3 separate regions of the Homo sapiens genome follow, and regions 2 and 3 are each linked to region 1. A link is a loop called in an ENCODE intact Hi-C map of the cell type or tissue named here. Cell type or tissue: dorsolateral prefrontal cortex. All regions are shown on one strand.

The links. Hi-C counts contacts between places; a loop is a spot of excess contacts. Peaks named below come from ENCODE experiments on the same cell type or tissue, not always from the same donor. Only the 100,000 strongest peaks of a DNase experiment are listed, where the experiment ranks them.
Region 2: it touches region 1 in a loop (3-fold over the local background); 19 of 110 quality-filtered maps call a loop at or near these places.
Region 3: it touches region 1 in a loop (2.9-fold over the local background); 24 of 110 quality-filtered maps call a loop at or near these places.

What each region holds. Positions count from the first base shown.
Region 1 is chr3:53,708,049-53,713,048 of GRCh38, forward strand. All of the region lies in intron 9 of CACNA1D (calcium voltage-gated channel subunit alpha1 D), which reads left to right. Among named protein-coding and RNA genes, the nearest start is that of CHDH, 140 kb to the right of the region's middle. In dorsolateral prefrontal cortex, CTCF peaks have their summits at 2,319 (motif pointing left) and 2,524; DNase peaks (open chromatin) are centred at 2,283 and 3,493; H3K4me3 peaks cover 320 bases.
Region 2 is chr3:53,111,717-53,116,716 of GRCh38, forward strand. RFT1 (RFT1 glycolipid translocator homolog) reads right to left here. Exons shown (of 13, transcript NM_052859.4): 7 at 114-192. Among named protein-coding and RNA genes, the nearest start is that of RFT1, 16 kb to the right of the region's middle. RefSeq lists an enhancer at 2,618-3,817. In dorsolateral prefrontal cortex, CTCF peaks have their summits at 2,384 (motif pointing right) and 2,590; DNase peaks (open chromatin) are centred at 1,786 and 2,415; H3K27ac peaks cover 637 bases.
Region 3 is chr3:53,233,698-53,238,697 of GRCh38, forward strand. TKT (transketolase) reads right to left here. Exons shown (of 14, transcript NM_001064.4): 5 at 1,286-1,477. Among named protein-coding and RNA genes, the nearest start is that of TKT, 20 kb to the right of the region's middle. RefSeq lists an enhancer at 2,676-3,484. In dorsolateral prefrontal cortex, no CTCF peak of the experiment used is centred here; a DNase peak (open chromatin) is centred at 2,644; H3K4me3 peaks cover 503 bases; H3K27ac peaks cover 3,439 bases.

The DNA of each region.
Region 1 (5,000 bases):
TGCCACCCTGGGGCTTGGTGGAGCAGGTTGCCCTAGCTGCCTCTCTTTTGCATGTGCTACCTAGTTGCCTCTTACTGCAATGTTTGCTTTGGGGGTGGACAGAAAACCAGGACGTTATAGCTGGTTGCAAGCATAAGGCATAGCAATTTGCTGGTCCTGTTTTGAAAGACTGTGTTTTGAAATTTTGATTTACAAAACTGCTTTCATCACCATTGAACTACCTCAAGGCACAAGTTCAAAATGGAAGATACTCAAGTAAAAGCTGTAAAGCAAACAGCAGCAGTTAGAGTGGCATACGGTAAATATGCGTCCAGGTCAAGAGCCCTCACTGGAGAGGCAGCTGGAAGTGCTTTCACTGGGAAGTGGGAGGGCTGACTCAGGGGCTGGCCCTAGGGTCAGTGGCTGGACACTGTCTCCATTGGGGTGGCACTGGGAGTAGTTGTCTGGACAGGCAGACTCTCTCCACAGGGGTGATAGAAAGCAGTGGTAATTTCTAAAAGTGCCTGCATGTCTGCCATCACCTTCAGCCTCCTAAGAGCTGATGGGAGCTGGACTCAGGGACTGTTGCCCCACTGTGGAGACAAGGAGTGGGTACTCCAGCCAAGTTTGCAGTCTCAAATCAGGGTTGTTTTATTTGTTTTTAATACATTTTAATTATGGAAGTAATATTTGCCTACATAAAAAATTCATGTAATTTCAAAGTATATAAAGTAAGAAAAAAATTCTCTCTTCCTTCTCCTTAAAGAGAGGCAGACTTAGAAGTTTGGGGCCTCTACTTCCCCACCTCACTGCACATAATACATGACACAGACCGCATGCATATAGCTTCCACCCTAAGATGCCCAACACAGGTATTTTTCACTGAACCATGTACCACAGATATTTCCCATGTTTTTAAAGCAAAATGTTGGCTCTTTTCAATAAATTGCCATTATAAAAACTGCTACAATGGACTATGCACTCTACAGCACGTGGACCTCTACTTTATAGAGGTCTCTCCACCATGAGACCATCAGCTCCATGGGTGCAGCAGGAATAGGGTCTGTTTCTGCCCTCTGTTGTGTGGCTGCACCCAGCACAGTGCTTGTCCCATACATGAGCATGCCATTACTTCCTTCTTGAATGAAAGAACATAGAGTAATAATAACTAGCATTTGTCAGGTGCTTTCTGTGTGTGAGACACTGTTCCAAAGGCTGTGGGTGAATACATTCATTCTTCTTCACACAACTCTGTGAGACAGGAACTTGACAGATGGGGAAACTAAAGCACAAAGCAGTTCAGTAGCTTCCCAAGGCCATGTGACTTACGTGGCAAAGCTGGGATTTGAACCCAAGCTCTGCCACAGTCTGCAGGCTAACTATCATTAACCCCTGCAAACACATGCCCCTGTGTCTGCGTGCTCGTGTTCATGGTTTTGTGGGAGAGGATACAAGAAAAGGGTCTGCTGTGTCAGAAAGGATGCACATTTTAGGAACGTGAGTATTCTGCCTACCCATAGTGTGCAGGTGTCTGTGCTGCCCATGCCCTTGCTTACTCCAGCATTCCTGCTGCTGTCTCACACTGCTTCGCACAACCCTCCCCTAGAGCACAGGGTCCGTACTCTAAAGACTAGCTGGCTTAGAGTGATCATGGAATCATGGGGCTGCAAGGGGTTAAAGATCCTAGAGTCATTTCTCTCGTGACCTGGTGGTCATGGGAGAGTCGTAGTGATGACAGTAGTGGTGGTTGATTGTGCCTTGCCAAAGCTGGGCACATTGCTTTTATTACTGTCTCCACTGTTCACCTCTTACAACAACCTTACGCAGTACAGGTCCAATTATTATTGACATCTTACAGGTGTGGAGGAAACTAAGGCTTCACAGTATCAGGTAACCTGTCCACAGTCTTCTGACATGGAAGTGACAGGGCTGGGGTTAGACCTGGCCTGTCAGAGTCCAGAGCCCACCTTTTGAACTCCCACCTGTCCTGTCCCATATGGTAGTGCTGTTTGGAATCACATATCCAGTCTGTACAGGGCTCCTGACTCCCCCTAAAGTGCCTTTTCCTTAATACCCTACTTAGATGGGAAGCCAAACCCTGGAAACCTTTATCTAGCATGGGTTAGCTGGTTGTTGATTTAGAACAGGTTCTTAAAGACAGGTGTTTGTGTAATAGCTGTGGAAAGGGCACTTCCTCTCCGCTGTTCTGATGCTGAGCTGGATTCCTAGCAGGAGGGGTCTGGGGCAGGCGGGCGTCCATTGCGTGAGGCAACCTGGCTGGCAGGGCTGGCCGCGTGGGGCCCTGGTTTGGCTGCTGTTGCTGCCCTCTGCTGCTTCATAATGAAATTGCCTGTGTTCAACCTGAAGGGGTCACAGTGGCCGACTTGCTTAAAGAGGATAAGAAGAAAAAGAAGTTTTGCTGCTTTCGGCAACGCAGGGCTAAAGATCATGGTAAATTGCTGAGACTGAGCTTTCTTTTTCCGCAACATCTCTGATACCTTTTCCTTGCACATAGGCATTGTGTGAAGTGCATGTGCCGTGTGGTGTGTTCAGAAGATGCCTATATTTTAATTGCTTGATTTCTTTCTTCTTGTCTTTTTCCAAAATAATGTGCCCTTACCAAGATAGCATTGCAGTTTTCTTTTTGTTTGAACTGTACCTTATAAAGAAGCAGCTGAACCAACTCAAAAAATGTACTTGATTCGGCATGAATATTCTTAGACTGGAAGGCAGACTTTTAAAATACTTTTCCCCAAATGATTTTTTTAAATTTAAACCGTTTAGAAATTCCAATAATGTTATTTGATTGATTTTTTTTTCTCCAGGCTACATGTTTCAAATTGCTTCTCTGTCTTTTAGTCTCTGGCTACTTTGCCCAGGACTATGCCAAAGCTAGTAGTGGCAGCTTTAAGAATGAAATTAGCTGGATGCAGTGGCTCACACCTGTAATTCCAGCACTTTAGGAAGCCGAGGCAGGAGGATCACTTGAAGCCAGGAGTTTGAGACTAGCCTGGGCAACAAAGTGAGACCCTGTGTCTACCAAAAATTGTAAACAAAGAAGCAAACAAAAAAATCAGGTGTGGTGGTGCATGCCTATAGTCCCCAGCTACTTGGGAGGCTGAGGCAAGAGGATTGCATAAGCCCAGGAGTTCGAGGCTGCAGTCAGCGATATTGCGCCATTACACTCCAGCCTGGGTAACAGAGTGCGATCTCTGTCTCTTAAAAAATCAAAATAAATAAAAATAGACTTCAGGGATGCAAAGATTTGGGGGCACTTGCCTTTGAAAGTGAGAATGGGCTCGTGTGGGAAAGTTATATTTCCAGATATGTCCTAAAATGATGCTAAACATACCCTTCCTCAGAATCCCTGGAGTAGCTGTCAGGCCCATCCCCAGGCAGACAGTTAGGTGAGCAGCTGGCTCCCTGCCTTGCTCTGCCCAAGTCATGGCAGTGGTTCGACAGCAGCACAAAGCTTTGCCTATGCACACCAGCACAGTCGACCCAGTTCTGCCACCAGGATCGGCCCTGGTCACCTGACTCTGGGGAAAGTCTGTTTAAGGAGATTCAGACAGCAGGGACGTGAAGCCAACAACTAAGGGAACAGAGGGGACACACTGTACTCTTTTCTTTGAAGTGGCCTCTGGCCCCATGGGAATGCTGAGCTGAGAGGTTATGGGACGCAGATGGGAACAACCCGTGGATATCTGAAGAGGGTTATATTAGAGTCTAGGTCTCATCAGAAGGCCTAAAAGTGAAAAGGAATTAAGAGATTATCAGATATAAGCCCTTGTCATTCAGCACGTTGTGGACCCCAAAGGAGGGAGAAGAGGAGGTGGAACTTGCCTGAGGTGGGACAGTGAGTTAGGGGCAGAGTTGGGGCTGCCTTTTTTATCTGTAGCATTCACGGAAGGTTTATGAACAGGAGGCTGGGCTTGATGCAGCACCTGAAGGTGTCTGCAAGAAGAATGGCCTTCAGCTAAGCAGGAAATAGTGTCATGGACATAAGAAAAAACATCTTTAAAGACTGACATAGGAATATAGCTCTGGAGAGGTTACCAAAAGGAGATAAATGATTTCTGTCCCCAGAAAAGAAAACACCCCTCCTTGGTTCTGCCTTGCTGAATGCAGGCTTGGGCCTTGTGATTCTTTAAGGATTCTTGTGCCTTCTCCATTGTCTTTCTGAGATCTGCAGGGAGAGGAAGCAGGCTGACACATTTAAGGAACTTTATTTTGAGTGGGAATGGCTTTTTATTGACTGAAATACCTGGGGACTCAGGAAGGACTCCGACCCTGCTGGCACCAGGTGGGGCACGAGCCCTCATATGGATGCTGGGCTGCCCCTGTCCCTGAACACGCGGAGATAGTTATTGTCTGGGCATAATTCTTGCTTGAGACATGGAAACCTTGGTCTGGCCTTGACCTCCATTCTCCAAGAAGAGCCTGGCTTCTTTACAGCAGCAAGAGGCTGTTACTCTGTGGTGGCCTAATGTGTCTCTACTAGCATGTGCATGTGCCTTTAGGGGGTGTGTGGGCTTCTTCTGGATTTGGCAGGCCTGTACGTCATGGTACTGCTCATGTTTGTCATGAAAATAAGATGAAAACATGAGGTCTAGGTGTCAGGTACCCTGTCCCCTAGGAAGGCAGCCACAACTCAGCCACTGCTCAGTTGTCCAGCCTCACCCCCTACCCTTACCTTTGAAAAGAATGAGAAGCTTTAGGCTGCTTGGAGGTGGAAGGAAATGCTAAAATAAATTCCTGAGTGTGCAAAAAAGTCTGTCCTGTGGAGAACAGAGGAGTGAGGCTCTGAGGCCAAAGACATCTGTGAATGAGGCTACTAATGGGACAGGTTCTAGACGAGGCTGGAGGGCTCTGGGCTCAGTTTGATGTGTGGCAAGCCTTCCCTTCGGGGTGCCTTGACTGGAGGACTGAGGCTCTCCTGTGACGCCCTGAGGCCTCTGGGGAGCTACTGCTTCCTGTGCTGCACCCCATTCTCTGGGACATTCTACATGCAGAGCACTTGG
Region 2 (5,000 bases), 600 kb before region 1:
ATTCTTCTGCCCCAGAGGCTCTGGACAGGTGGTCTGGACCCAGGTAATTGGCAGTCCTATGAAATCCCCTTCTACTATGGTCTCCCGACGATTCAGAGTGACCGTCTACTTACCTTCTGTCAAAATCTGTTTCAAGAAAGACTGTTTGAAAAAACTCCAAGTCAGTTTAGCCTCTTTCCAGTTTATAAACGCCTAGAAGAGAAAACAAAACAAAACAAAAACATCACAGGCGTTGCAAGTCTAAGAATGCAATGCTACATGAGAGGCAAATGCAATCTGGTCTCTAAATCCCAACTTGGATAGTCTCCACTGAATCCTCATCCAATGCTAAGCACACAGAAGGCATCTCACAAACACTGGAGAAGAATTTACATTACTAAACACAAAGCCAAAGTCTGTAAGGGCCTGCCCAAGACTCATATACTGAGACCCCTAAAGAATTGCTGCTGTCCCTTGGGGGCCCACACAGTACACTGACCACAGCTAACACGTACAGCTCACAGTTTGTTCTTTCCTTAAAAACTGTCTAAAGCATGCCAGGCTGCAGAAGAAATTCTGCTCCATATACTGCACATTGTAATGCTATGTTCAGCCATCCAGGGCCCTTTTACACAAAGTATAGGAGCTGCCCTTCTGCATTACAAAAGAAATTTAGCCTTCGCAGGTCAGGTAAACCACTCAGAATGGGTATGACAGAGGAACGGAGAAAATAAAATTTCTGATATGACTCTTCTAAAACTCCAGGCCAGGCGAGGTTGCTCACGCCTATAATCACAACACTTTGGGAAGCTGAGGTGGGTGGATCACTTGAGGCCAGGAGTTTGAGACCAGCTTGGCCAACATGGCAAAAACCCCATCTCTACTAAAAATACAAAAATTAGCTGGGCGTGGTGCTACGTGTCTGTAATCTCAACTACTTGGGAGGCTGTGGCACAAGAATCGTTTGAACCTGGAAGGCAGAGGTTGCAGTGAGCCAAGATGGCACCACTGAACTTCAGCCTGGATGACAGAGCGAAAATCTGGCTCAAAAATAAATAAATAAATAAAACTCCCAGCGGCACCAAATGGCCCATTTCCTAAGGACAAGGAAACACTTAGGTAGGGTAGAGGTCAACCTATTAAGAGACAGGTGGCCTCAAAGCCAGGGAGCTGAGCACAAAATGGAAGAGCAAGGCAGCCAGGGAGCTCGGTATCCTCTGACTCCTGTTTTTCTACCTCCCACAGTTCTCTCTGGGGCCCCCTCCTCTATCTTGTAGGCACCCTGGGATCCCAGAATATTTAGACTAGGTGTTTGGTTTTTTGTTTTGTTTTGTTTTAGAAACAGGGTCTCACTCTATCACCCAGGTTGGAATGCAGTGGCATGATCATAGCTCACTATAACCTCAAACTCCTGGGCTCAAGCCATCTTCCCCCCTCAGCCTCCAGAATAGCCGGGACTACAGGTGTGTGCCACCATGCCTGGCTCATTTTTAAAATTTTTGTAGAGATGAGGGTCTTGCTGCATTGCCCAGGCTGGTCTCAAACTCCTGGCTCAAGCAATCCTCCCACCTCGGCTCCCAAAGTACTGGGATTCCAGGCATGAGCCACCATGCCTGGTTGATGTTAGGTTCTTAATCCTAGGGTACTTGCATTTTGAAAAGTAGTGATTATCCAAAGTGATTACTTCTCAATGGTAGGATTTCAGAGGGCTTTTTGGGAGGGGAGGGCTGAATTACAAAGGCCAAGCCCACTCTACCTCTCCAAAAGGTCAGCCACAGCTCTGGAAGTGGGCCCAAGGGCAGGCCTGGAACCTGTCTCAGTCATGTGGGCCCCTGTTCTGGGCAGAAAGCCCATCCGTGAAGAGCAATGCTATCCAGTAGAAATGTAATGTTAAATTTTCTAGCAGCCACAGTGCACAGGAAAAAGAAACAAGTGAAATTAATTTTAATATATTTTATTTAACCAAAATATTATCATTTCAACAAGTAATCCCTGTAAAAAATATTTTTTTTCATATTAAGACTTTGAAATCCAATATGTATTTTGCATTTATGACTCATCTGAATTCAGACTAGCCATATTCCAGAATGCTCTATAGCCACATGTGGCTGGTGGCTAACATTTGGGACAGGGCAAGCCTAGAGCACCTCTGAAAGCAAGGATCACTTCTAGCCCCCATTCTCTTTACTCCTTGGTTTCTGAGCCTTTTTTCCAGACACAGGGAGTGCAAGTGTGAATCCTCCCAAACAGTGCAGCCCTCAGGGAATCAGAGAACCTAGAGCAGATGCCAGGTTATCTCTTTAGCCCAGGAGTAAATCTTCCCTGATGAGAAGGAAATTGGGCCACAAGATGTTTAAAACAGGCCATCTCCTTTCCCCGGAACAAAGAGCACCAGACAACTTCCTACCACTAGGGGGCACTGGGGACCACGTCATCTTCAGACTTGGATTCTGACCACAGCCGGCTTCAGCACCTTCTCTCTCTCACACTGCTCCTCACCCCTTGCCATGCTGTGGTGGTCCTCCCAGGGGTCAGCAAAGCAGGACCTGTCCCCTTTTAAAAGGAAACGAAGGCTGCTGCTTGTCATGAGGCTCTCGTGATGCCTGTTTGCCTGCAGGTTGTGAATGGATTTGGGAAGATGATTGAGCTCTTTAAAGACAAAGTTCTTTGGGAGAATGAGATCATGATGGTGTACCTAATCTGAGAGCTCATACTTGATTTTCCTAATGCCTTTGGTTTAAATGGGCCTGTGGTTCAGAAGGAATGGTGACACCACTTACTAAAAGTGCTCATTAAGGACACAGAGGCAGGAAATCCAATCTGAGATGCGGCTTCTGCAGGCAGGGGCTGAGTGGTGGGAGAGAGGAAGCATATGGTGGACTGTTACCATTCTATTCAGAATGGAGGTTCAGAATGGAGGTGTCACTTGGGGCGGTCAAAAGAGGCCTATTTCACAATAGCTGGGTTGGTACTGATGAGCTGATCTAAATAGCCAGGAATTTCCCTGGAATACCCTGACCAACAAGCCATTCCACTGCCCTCACTGTACTAACGGAGAAATGGCGGCTAAGGTGGTAAAAGGTGATGGATGGTAACTCCAGGGAAGGTCTGGAATCAGAACTCAGAGGCTCATCACACTTTCACCTGAGTCACTCGTCCACTTCCCAAACTCTTCTGACTCAGGATGATATGATCAGCCACATCCTTACCACAATGACAAGAGTCACTGGTGAGTGTGGGGCTACCATCCTGTCCACTGCCCTCTGTCACCTCCTCCACCCTACAGAGCACTCCTTCCTCTCCCTCTTGCTCCACCTATCCCAGTCACTCTGGGGCTATTGATGCTGCCCCAGCTTTATCCATCCTCCCACTTTCATCCATCCTCCCCCTGTCCTTACTCCTCACCTGGACAATTGCCACAGGCTCCCAATGAGCTTTTTTTGCTTCTTACTCTTTCTCTAGCCTATCCTTCTCATTGCAGGTTCAGGCTTTGGAGTCAAGCTTGGAGATTGGGGCTCGACCTGCAGTTCCTTGAATTATTAGTGTAAATGTCGCCGTGAACAAGATACTTAATTTTGCTAAGCCTTGGCTTTCTCATCTGCAAAATGGGATAAGAAGTCCTGTCTCATGGAGCCAGTATGAGGACTGAATGAAAAAAAATAAGACACTATAACTCTGTAAGAGACGGCAAGCTCCTCAATACAGACAGTTTGATCATGGTGCTGTTCAAAAACCTTTCATTAGGCTCCACTGCCCCTGAATTAAACCCAAGCTCCATAGCACTGAGGCCACTGCCACCTGACCCTAGCCTGGCAGCCAGGTTTACTTCCCTTCATAACTTCCCGCCACCTTTTCCTTTCTCTCCCTTCCCCCATTTTCCAGCCAACCTAAGTACCCCAGTCATCTCTACATTCCCAATTCCAACACAATGATGGGCAGGTAACAAGCACTGAGCAAATTTTCTTTCCTTCTGTGGTCACGAATGCCCATCTCTACCACACATATACATTTAACCTCTGCCCACCCATGTGTCAAAGTCCAGCACAAAAGAAGCTTCCTCCGTGAAGCCTTCCTTGATGTTCCTAGATGGAATTCAGCAGTCCTTCCTCTGTGCTTCTATTTTGATAACGCTAGACACACACTGTCCTATAGCATAGTTGAGTACAGATCCTATCTCTCCATCACCATGCAAGTTCTGAGGGTAGGGGCCTCACTCAGGGCACCTGGTACAGTGCCTAACATATAATAATGTTTAATACATGCTTGCTGAGTCAAATTCCTCAGCTTTACTTAAATATTAGCATATCTCTCATATTAAATCCCTCAGAAATGTCAATGAATATAAACGGAAGCCATTATTTGAAGTATCATTAATTTATTATAAGGTTAAATAAGCATCTTTAAAGAAGATGGAATTCTACAAGAACAGGAAGGGAAATCTTACAATTAAGTCAAATTGATAGTAAATATAATTATTTGACCAGCTTCCATTAAGGAAGTCCCCAGTGCAGAAAGCTGCTCTGGGGAGTCAAGTCAGGCATGCTGCTCATGGTAAAGTCATACACTGCGTTCATGCATTCAGAATCATCTCATTTCTTTTTTTTTTTTTTTTTTTTGAGACAGGGTTTCACTCTGTCGCCCAGGCTAAAGTGCAGTAGCATGAACACAGCTTACTGTAGCCTCAGTCTCCAGGGCTCAAGTGATCCTCCTGCCTCAGCCTCCAGAGTAGCTGGGATCACAGGCATGTGCCACCATGCCCAGCTAAATTTTACATGTTTTGTAAAGACGGGTTCTTACCATGTTTCCCAGGCTGGTCTCAAACTCCTGGGCTCAAGCAATCCTCCCACTTCGGTCTCCCAAAGTGCTGGGATTACAGGCTTGAGCCACCACACCCAGCCTCTTTTTTTCTTTCTCTTTTTTTTTTGAGACAGAGTCTTGCTCTGTTGCCCAGGCTAGAGTGTAGTGGTGCGATCTCAGCTCACTGCAACCTCCACCTCCTGGGTTCAAGCAGTTCTCCTGCC
Region 3 (5,000 bases), 470 kb before region 1:
TGGATGTGGTGCTGGAAATGTTTTTGAAATGAACCATGGAGTCAAATATACAGGAAGGAGCTGGGGCAGAGCACCCTTTCTCTTGAAAAGCTATCCTTTTGGGGACTCTTTTTGACATAAGAATAAAAATAGCACTTCTCAAACTGAGTGCCATGCCAACCACTACCCATATTAGCCCACTGAAGCCTCACCACGCCATGCTTGGGTGCTGAGCTGGCCCCATTGTACAGACAAATCAACTGAGACACCGAAGGTGGAGTAAGTAACGTGACCCACGCCACAAAGCAAGTTAGCGGTGGAGCCAGGACTTCAGGAATCTGGCTTGAGTCACGAGGTTATGGACACAGGTCCTGGGGGTGCTGCTGGGGTTGTACTCTGAGTCCCCAGATAGATGTGGCCTTGGGGAGGCCTGTGGGGTGAGGACCCTGTGGCTCAGTTTCCTCGCCTGTCCAACAGAGATTATTTCCTCCCTTCCTCCTCTCCCTTTCTGAGGTCAGTCATCAGGGAACACAGGCCTGCGTATGCTGTGCTACTGCAAGGTAACCCCAAGCATCCTGTTACTTAGTGTAGTCACAGGCATGGGTTCATCCGCAAAACGCAGTCCTGGAGGCCTGACCTGAGTCTCAAAGCCTTGCACGGCACCTGCCCTGCTCCCTCCCCTCCACAGCCTCCTCAGCCAATGCTGGGCCCCTGTGCAGAGCAGCTTGTGTTTGGCAACACCGGTGGAGGCTTTGAGGTGGAGCCCCTCTGGCTGACACCCATGCAGATTGACCTCCCTGCTTTGTGCCCTTTGACCCTGAATTTGTAACCAATCAAGGCCGAAGGGGGGCATCTGGAAACCCTATCTCCCATTTCACCAGGAGCCTGTTCCTCCTCCCCAGGCTGGGCGGGGCTGGGCACAGGACGTGGCCACCAAACTGAGGTTCAAACCTCTCCGCAGCTATACATCCTTTAGCTTTACCGAGCAAGCCCCCATCCCTCAAGAACCCTCCTTCCTCAAGAACAAAGCGAGCTGACGTGAGATGGTGTGTGGAAGCTCCGAGAGCCACCATGCCACAACCACGAAAACAAGGAAACTCACTTAAAACTGGGCCTGGCCCACATATCCTGAGCCATTAAGTCCAAATGCCTAGAGTTTGAAATTGTGAGTCAAATGCTAAAGAAAGGGACCTTTAGATGGTGCTTAAGGTCCCAGCTTCAGCTCCTGCACCTGCACCTGCAAAGCTGTGATCACAGACCACTCTCCCGTGCTGTGACCACACTCAGGCCACAGCCTCGTACATACCCGAAGGCCTCGCACCGCTTCTGGTAGATGTCCATCTGGTGCTGCAGTGGGGCCGGGTCACTCTGGCCCAGGCGATTGATGTCTAGAATGGCCACAAGGTTGTCCAGCTTATAGATGCTGGCGAAGGCCATGGCCTCCCATACAGAGCCCTCTGACAGCTCCCCGTCTCCCAGCAAGCAATAGACTCGGTAGCTGTGGACAGAGAGTGAATCAGGCCAGTCCCTCTCACCTGGACCCAGCTGGCTCCCACCCCCCCACCCATCCAAGGAGCCTGCATTCTGGGTAAAGGAGCAGCCACGCATGGATATGCAGAACAGATGGCATTTACACTCGAGGGGCAACAGTGTCACCAGGTTCCTGCAGCCTACCACAAGCCACACCCCAAGAGAAAATGGCATGAAGGAAGACGTCAGGAGCTCAGGAAGAAGTACTGGTTGTTAAGAAACAGAGGTCTAGGACAACAGGGATCTGGCTAATAAGATCTAGAAAAATGGGGGTTGTTGGAATGAGAGGAAAGTGAGGAAGGGTGGGTGAATAGGCTTGAGCCACCTGCTGCAGGGGACAGACCCCGCTGTGAACCAGAGGTTGGAGGAGGCCTTGGGACTGGCTGGGTGGGCCAGTGGGAAAGGGGAACCTTGGGAACCAAGCTCTGCTTCTGCCCGGAGGAGGGAGGTGGGCCAAGGAGGCCTGAGGCACTCTAGGCAACACCCTGGAGCAAGAGGGCTCTGGGGAGGATAGAGCAGAGGGCACTTGAGGACCAGGCGCTTCCTGGGACAGGCTCTCCCCAAGCTTCCAAGACTAGCTCTTGACCCCAAGACTGAAGCTGCACCTGGCTCTTTCTCTACCACAGGGGCCCTCTCCTCCCCTCAACACAGGCAACTGTGATCTTTTCAAGACAGTGAGACGTTAAAAAGAACACTGAACTTGGGATAAATTACCCAGCAAACAGAACGTTCCCGGCCTGGGAGATGTGAGGGGATGGGGGTAGCAGAGGGACGGCAGCAACAGACAGGACTTGTCTGAAGGTCGCGCTGTCAGGAAGTTGCTGAGCCAGGATTCAAACGCAGGTCTGACTGTAGCCTAGACTGTCCGCTCCTTGCCGTGCAGGCATGCAAGTAGGGTGAGGAGTGGTAGGACTTGGGGACCTCCCCTTACCCTGCCCAGTGTCTAGCTGTGTAGCCCTAGGAAATGAGGCTGGTGCCTGGTTGGGCTCAGAGGGGACATGGCTGCCCTCCTGCTCCTGCAGGAAAAGGCCCTCAACCCGGCTGCATGCTCAGCAGTCCAAGCCTCCAGGCCTCCCTGCCGCAGGGCCAAGGCAGGGGCAGCAGGAAGAGGCTGGGACAGCTAGCCACGGAGCTGTCAGCATGACTCAGCACTTCCACATGCCAGCAGGCCAGGAGCACTCCCTGCAGCCTCTCCTGCCTCATACTGCTCTTCTGTGGCCTCCACCACAGGAGGTGGTGCCCCTGTGGGGTACCATGGCCAGAAGGACAAAGCCTCAGGCCCACACTTCAGAGGCCCTATCCTGTCCCAGCCTTGCCTCCTCTTTCCCCTGTAGGTTTTGAGGGGGCCCAGAGACCCTGCAGGGACTCTGGTCTGGCACAGCAGCTCCAGAAAGGGGCCACATGATGGGGCTGAGCCAGAGAAGCCAACTCGACTTCCCAGAAAGGGATTCCAGGGAAGGCAACTGGCTGCCACCCCAAGCCCACACCCACTTCCAGGGAAGTCGAACCGAGGCTAGCACTGGAGGCCCAGCACAGCTTTGGCTTCGAGACTAGGGACAAGGCTAAGCCCTACAGGGCCATCAGGCTCAGGTCAGAGGGCGTGCTGAGGTCCCGAGGAGATGCCAAGGAAGGGGTTGTGAACAGGGAAGGGGCCTACAGGAGCCTGGGCTAACCCTGAGGCTTGGTATTGCCTGAGCTGTTAGAGTTAGGGGTGGGGGGCTGCAAACATCCATTCATGAACTAATTTGAAGAGAGGGAACCCTAAACAGAAGGTCGACATTTGTTGTAGAACGATTTGGAAACTACCTTACGTGTCCAACAACAAAGGACTGGCTAGATGGATTATAGCATCTCCATAAAACAGAATATTATGTGATCATTAAAACCAGCTCTCAGGATGTGTGCAGTGGCTCACGCCTGTAATCCCAGCACTCTGGGAGGCTGAAGTAGGGAGATGACCTGAGGTCAGGAGTTTGAGACTGACCATCCTGGCCAACGTCATGAAACCCCGTCTCTACTAAATATATAAAAATTAGCTGAGTGTGGTGGTGCGCGTCTGTAATCCCAGCTACTCGGGAAGCTGAGGCAGGAGAATTACTTGAACCCAGGAGGCGGAGGTTGCAGTGAGCTAAGATGGCACCACTGCACTCCAGCCTGGGTGACAGAGCAAGACTCCATCTCAAAAAAACAAAACAAAACAAAAAAAACCAGCTCTCCACTGTTAATATCAGGAGAAAAAGCTCATGATAGAAGGCTTGGTTTAAAGTGTAATACTAGATTTTATATTATACACACACACACACACACACACACACACACACACACACACTGGGATTACAGATTTGTAAGCTTTTCTCATGATAACATGGACAAAATACATCATTAGATTTAAATTGGGGGTGGGAGGCAGTGTGCTAAGAATAAGGAAAACATTGGTTGGGTGCAGTGGCTCATGCCTGTAATCCCAGCACTTTGGGAGGCCGAGGTGGGCAGATCACAAGGTCAGGAGATTGAGACCATCCTGGCTAACATGGTGAAAGCCCGTCTCTACTAAAAATACAAAAAATTAGCCAGGCGTGGTGGCACGTACCTGTAGTCCCAGCTACTCGGGAGGCTGAGGCAGGAGGAGAATCACTTGAACCCGGGAGGCGGAGGTTGCAGTGGGCCGAGATCGTACCACTGCACTCCAGCCTGGGTGACAGAGCGAGACTCCATCTCAGAAAAAATAAAAATAAAAAAATAAGGAAAACGTTCATTTCTTAATATCATTCTGTACTTTTTAAACAGGAGGGCAGGGAGAAACAGTGAGTGGAGACCAGTTTGCTCTATCAAGACGCTACCTCCGGGTGCCTGGCCTGACATGATAATCCCTGGATGCCCTGGCCCCTTCCCCCAGGTACAGTCAGGGGCCTAGGCTCCAGGCAACCCTGGCCCCAAGCCACCCTGGCTTCTGGGAACCCAGCTAAACTCCTTCTCCCTACACTGACTTGTTCCATTATGTTAGGGTCAGGAAATGCCCCTTCACAGGGAATTATTTCCAGCAACTGTAGGGAATAATTAACTCACATCTCTGGTTCTCTGCCAAATAAAATGCTCTTAAACATGCATCTCATTCTTTGTGTGTCTCTCTCTCTTTACTTCATGGTGAATCACTTCTGGGTGTAGCCAAGCCTGCCCCAAGGCTCACCAAGGAATGAAAGCAAACTGTGGTCAGGTGACACTGGCCTGAAGGGGTCTGGAAGGGACTGTGAGGCCTCCTTGGAGAGCCAGTCCTGGGGAAGGGCCTGCACACAGAAGGTGCTCCCTGCAGCCTCCTGTCCTTCAAGGACCCACAGTCTTCCCGAACCCCACTATGGCACTTCTGCTGCAGGAGTGGAGGACAGGGCAGTGGAGATGCCATCAGCTGCAGAACTGGGCCCTTCTCACACCCTGCGGGCTGGCCCCACTGGCCTTCCTCCTCTAGGAGGCTTCCCGCCCACAGGACTCCCCGA